Linked DNA regions of Homo sapiens: region 1 is linked to region 2. Evidence: chromatin contacts called from ENCODE Hi-C or POLR2A ChIA-PET data. All regions are on one chromosome and are shown on one strand. Each heading gives the region's core, a stretch centred on a gene start or an enhancer-like site at or near the end of the contact. The rest is flanking DNA. Distances are from core to core; before and after follow the strand shown. Region 1 overlaps ARHGAP25 (Rho GTPase activating protein 25). Region 2 holds the start of ARHGAP25 (Rho GTPase activating protein 25).

Evidence for each region. Hi-C counts contacts between places; a loop is a spot of excess contacts on that map. ChIA-PET counts read pairs that join two places held with the same protein, here RNA polymerase II (POLR2A). Pooled maps may share reads with other maps.
Region 1: a map of B cell shows a loop between it and region 2 (5-fold over the local background). The contact joins the enhancer-like site here to the promoter of ARHGAP25 in region 2. A Hi-C loop is called at or near these places in 3 of 168 maps with a recorded cell type or tissue (B cell, CD14-positive monocyte and CD4-positive, alpha-beta memory T cell), 24 of 37 single-sample maps with no recorded cell type and 12 of 50 pooled maps. POLR2A ChIA-PET finds 5 or more read pairs at or near these places in 16 of 52 experiments (CD4-positive, alpha-beta T cell, CD4-positive, alpha-beta memory T cell, H1 and 10 more).

Annotation. Positions count from the first base shown.
Region 1 is chr2:68,788,254-68,791,005 of GRCh38, forward strand. The region is part of intron 4 of ARHGAP25 (Rho GTPase activating protein 25); the gene reads left to right. Among named protein-coding and RNA genes, the nearest start is that of LINC01888, 42 kb to the right of the region's middle. RefSeq lists an enhancer at 1,622-1,681. Within about 2 kb of position 1,503, at least 4 of the 41 ENCODE cell types and tissues checked have a DNase peak (open chromatin) inside an H3K27ac peak, as active enhancers do; they include B cell and OCI-LY7, where a contact is called at or near this core.
Region 2 is chr2:68,733,436-68,736,135 of GRCh38, forward strand. It overlaps ARHGAP25 (Rho GTPase activating protein 25), which reads left to right and starts at 1,376. Exons shown (of 11, transcript NM_001007231.3): 1 at 1,376-1,825. The coding sequence starts at 1,765.

The DNA.
Region 1 (2,752 bases), core at 253-2,752, 55 kb after region 2:
TCCTCTCTGGGCCAAAGTACTCTCATCTGTAAAATGAATGGGTTGGATAAGCTGACCCCGGGTACCCAGCAGCACTGGCTCATGCAGCACCACGAGTCTGCCTGGTTCTGGGAACTGATGGCAACAGCTATGCTGAAAGCATAAGTTAGACTGCATAAGTCAGCACATGAAAATAAAGCTACTGTCCAAAAGAGGGATGATCAGACTGGGGAAGGTTCAGGAATTGTGTCTGAAGTCTTGCAGGTGTACAGTGAGTTCAGCATTCAACACTTTTCTGGGTTTCACAACTCAAGAATTTGAGCTCTCTGGGAATCCTGGTGATGTTTCCACATTTGAGGAGGGTCCTGACTAAAGAAAACGGATGCAAAAACTATCTGAAATTAACAAACACGTGAATCTAGTAAGTTTCCCTGCCTTTATAAAAATATGAAAAAACCGACAGGTATGAGTTCTCAAGTTAACATTTTCCTTCAACTTTTTAGGAGCACGCCTACTTGTGTCAACTCCAGATAACCTTAAATATATAGTTATGTATTGACTGTGTGGCCTGTTATTTTGGAAATTATTTAGGGAGGCTTTCGTAGTTTGAATATTAAATATTTATTTCATTGGCCTACAGCTTCCTTCAGAAATTTCAAGAATATCACAATAATTTTGTGGAAAGTAAAGAAAAAATATTCCACCAGAGGCATTTTATGTTTATCTTTCATCTACTGTTTACATCTACACACTTTTTTCAGAATGGCTTAAGCATTTTCCCCAAGTTGCTATGGAATCTTTTTCTTTTTTTTTTTTCCGAGACGGAGTCTTGGTCTGTCGCCCAGGATGGAGTGCAGTGGCGTGATCTCGGCTCACTGCAAGCTCCACCTCCCAGGTTCACACCATTCTCCTGTCTCAGCCTCCTGAGTAGCTGGGACTACAGGCGCCTGCCACCATGCCTGGCTAATCTTTTTTTGTATTTTTTTTAGTAGAGACGGGGTTTCACCATGTTGGCCAGGATGGTCTCGATCTCCTGGCCTCGTGATCCACCCGCCTCGGCCTCCCAAAGTGCTGGGATTACAGGCGTGAGCCACCGTGCCCGGCCTGGAATCTTAATTGATACATTTCAGCATTTATTTGGTTACAAATAGAAATTGTATCCAATGATGTTAAACAACCAAGAAAGATTTGCTGGTTAGATACATTAGCTTCTCAAAGCAACCAAGAGCAGGAACTGCCAAGAGGTTTTATAAGAGTCTGGGACCAAGAAAGGGGACATTAGCATTGATTTTATCCTGTCTGTTTCTCTGGGAGCACATGACCTGCAGGTACATAATTAGGCCACATGCTGGAAAATCTTAGCTGTGACCATCCTTATTGCGCTGGATTATGAGATTGTGAGCCACCCTTTTCTGTTTTCTCCAGTCCAGTGCTTTAAGCTATCTGCATAGACAAGGGTAGTGGATGTTGCCTAATCATGCACCTGCTCTCTGAGTCAAAATGGTATCCGTGTACTTTCACTAGGTTCTGTGGCTACTGTGATGCTTGGCTGAGCCTTGCCGTAGTGAACTGCTGTACTCTGTCATGATACACATGGGGATTTCACCCTCACCGCACCCCGAGACCACCACCCTGAGAAGCAAGTCAAGCATGAGTCCTGTAGGCGGTGGAAAGTCCAGCGAAGGGGAAATCAGAGTGCAACAGCACTTATTTATTCAAAGAACAGTGTTGCCTCTGATACAGCATCTCAGATTATTATTATTATTATTATTTTGAGATGGAGTCTCACTCTGTCTCCCAGACTGGAGTGCACTGGCATGATCTCGGCTCACTGCAACCTCCGCTTCCAGGGTTTGAGCGATTCTCCTACCTCAGCCTTCTGAACAGCTGGGATTACAGGCATGTGCCACCACACCCAGCTAATTTTTGTATATTTAGTAAAGACAGGGTTTCACCTTGTTTTGGCCAGGCTGGTCTCGAACTCCTGACCTTAGGTGATCCACCACCTCGGCTTCCCAAAGTGCTGGGATTACAGGCATGAGCCACCGTGCCCAGCCACGTTTAAAGTTACTAACCAAAATCATAGATCCCGGAATGTGAGGGCATTTTTAAGACAGTATAGAGTCTCATTTGAGGCCACTGGACAAATCAGACATTTGTTCTTCCTATTTGTAAGTTAGGGAATGTTGGCCTTAAAGGGACAAATGACGTGTCCCGTGGGCCCAGGAGGTGAGGGGCAGGGCCAGGGCTCTTTTGCCACAGCACATTACCACTTGGAAAGAATCTCTAACGTGGGTTGACTAGATGGGAAAGACATGCCTCCCAAATATTGTGAAGTCACTGAGACATGTGGCTGCCACCTCTTTCTAGCCCTTTGTGAAACTTTCTTTTTCCAACCAGAGCCTGCCCCCTTCCCACCACCTTCACTACTACCACCCCAAAGGAGATGGAATCCTTTCTTGTCAAATTACAGCACTAACCTTGAAACTCATCTCCACACGTTCACCCCTGCCTTCTTACAGTCTGTTTTCGACAGAGCGGCCAGAGTGAGCCTGTTAAACCTGTCTTATCAAGATTCTTCTCAGCTCAACATTCTCTGATAGCTTCCTTTCTCACTCAGAGTAAAAGTCAAGGCTTTATAATGATCTTACAGTGCACAGTCTGCCCACCGCCTCCCCTCCCGCATTTCCCTTCTGACCTTCTCCCGTGCTCATTTCACTCTAGCTTCACCAGCCTCCTCAAACATCCTACCCGTGTTCCTGCCTCCAGGCCC
Region 2 (2,700 bases), core at 126-2,625:
GAAATGAAGGAGAGAAATGGGACTCTAGCCCAAGGGGGTGGTGGCATCCAGAGAGATTTTTTATGGGATAAAAAATAGTAAGTTTGAACGCTGACAGGAAGGATCAAAGAGAGAGAAGAAATTGATGATGCAATAGGGATGGGAGAGTGTTAACAGCCAGTTCACCCATTGTACCAAGAATAAGGTCAGGGATACAGCTTGCATGCAGGTAGGTGAGCAGATAGAGTGAGGGAAGCTTGTGGACATTCTCTTTCAGTTACATTGATTTTCTCAATGAAACGGGAACCCAGGTCGTCAGTAAGAGTAAGCAAGTGGCAGGTGAAGAAGAAAGTATGACAGAGTCATCTAGGAGAGTTGGAGAATGAATGGAGCAAGGCGTGCAGCTTAGATGCTGGCTAGCAGTGACTGTTCTGAGCACTTTGTACTGGCTTTTCTACTAAAGCCTCACAACAGCCTATGAAGTAAGCCCTATTATTTGCCCCATCTACAGATAAGAATTGAAGCACAAAGTGGTCAAGAAACTTGTCCATAGTCCCACAGCAGGAAAGCCAGGATTTGACTACCAGTGATCTGTTTCCAGGGCCCAAATGCTTAAGCACTAGGTTAGGCTGACCCAGTTAAACATGAAAGCTTGTCACAGAACTGAACTAAATAGAATAGAATAAAGGTTGAATTAATGTGTGTGGTGCAACCACTCTGTGTCAAGCTCTGCACTAGATTCCTCTGCAAAAACCCTTTGAGTTGTGGTTATTATCAACCCCATTTTACTGATGAGGACATTAAGGTCTGGAAAGATTCAGTTGCTTGTTCAAAAGTTGAAGAGCTAGCAAATGGAAGCCCACACCATGTATACAGCCCACACACCCTGATTCTAAAGCCCACACCCTGTGTACAATGCCAAAGAACCCTTAGGATATGTGAGTGGGTCGACCTAGCTTAAGTTGCTTCATTAAGCCAAATACATCAAAACCCTCCCTACATCAGGCTGAGATCACTTGCAAACTTTATCCTGAGCACCTGGAGAGCTTGCGACATGGTCCTTACAGCAGGAAGAATTTAAAAGAAGATAACTTTGGGGGAATGCTTGTTGTTTTTCTGACCATTTTTGGATGCTTGATCCGTTAGGTGAGGAAGAGGAGAGCTTAGAGTTGAAGTAGATGATGGGAGTTTCGACATTTTCTTCTAATTAAAACTGTAATCTTTTATAACAGAAGCAACCATTCTGGTTTTTCAAGCATTTCCAAAAACCATTTTCTCAAGAAAGAGTGCTCATAATGTATCATCTTCACTGAACAGCCACCCACTTCCTCAAATGCAAGGAAGCAGACAGTTAAAAAAGAAACACACACACACACACACAAAACCAAGAGGCAGCAGTTGTTTATCACGACCTCAACTCAGTAAGGCCTGAGATTCTTTCGAAAAGGAGCTTTGCTTCCCATGACGCAGAGGGAAGTGTCAACTGGGATATTTCTGGTAAAACTGAAAGCAAGAAAAGCAGGGTGCTAGCCCCTGTGGGACTGAGGGTGGAGGCTGGGGGAGTTTGGGTGCCATCCTCCAGTGACAGATGGATGGACCTTTCATCTAAGAGAAAGGAGGAGACACGTTGGCAAATCAGCCTCAAGCCTAAGATTGCTTGTGAAGCAATCATAAGGAGGAACAAAAACAGACACAAAAACAGAGGGAAAGAGTGAAAAGACAAGAAGGGCGCAAACTGTGACAGACTCACCGCTTCACTAACTACTCACTTAAACTGGAAGCAAAATGTCCCTAAAATTGCCAAGGAACTGGGATTTCAACCTGAAAGTGGAGGCTGCGAAAATAGGTATGGTTGGTGTCTTTTCGTTGCCTCTGTGATTCTTACGTATACTCGAGCACCATTTGCATGTTGGTCTGCAGGGAGCATAGTCTACTTAAAAATGGATCTCGCAGCAAATCTGAGTTTGAGGGACCATTTGCATTTAAGTTGGCATGCCAGGTCCAAGTTCTAAAATGCTGGGAGGGGGTTCTCTTTCATTTGGACAAAACAGTGGGATGGCACTCCTTGGTGTGCAGGATCTGGGGTACTTCGGATGATTTAAGGCTACAGACTACACACAAAACTGTGAGTTTTTAGCATATTCCATTTCCTTCCTGTTTGGAAACTCATCCATATTTTGAATGGTTCTGAACAGGAGCACAAAGACTAGAGTCTTTTGAAGTGCTCAATCTGTAAGTAAATTCAATGGGTGTTCTGTTTTGTGAGCCCAGGAGTCAAGGTGTATTAAAAGGTAGTAGCAAAAGGTAGACAACAAAAACAAGACAGGAACATAAAAACGTACTAAAGTATAATAAAGACCTTACTTAATAAAAATATAATTAAAGGAACAGAATGGGAGGGAATTCTTAGATGAGTTGGAAAAGAGATGTATTTTTTATTATTTTAAGGGAGACTGGCATATTTTCTGAGATAGTCTGGCCTTTAATCCATACCCTGTCCTTCTAATGATGATAGTGATACATTAAGTTTAATCTATATATTCGTTATGAAGTTCTTTACATAGATTTCTTCTATTGCTAAATTGGTCACAGTAATTCACATCAGAGCAATCGGGCTGAAAACTATTGCCTACATTTATGTATCTCACCCATACATGAGATAACTTCCTTGATATTAGATATAGATAAGTATTAAGGTGTTTCTAACAGCTTGGAGGAATT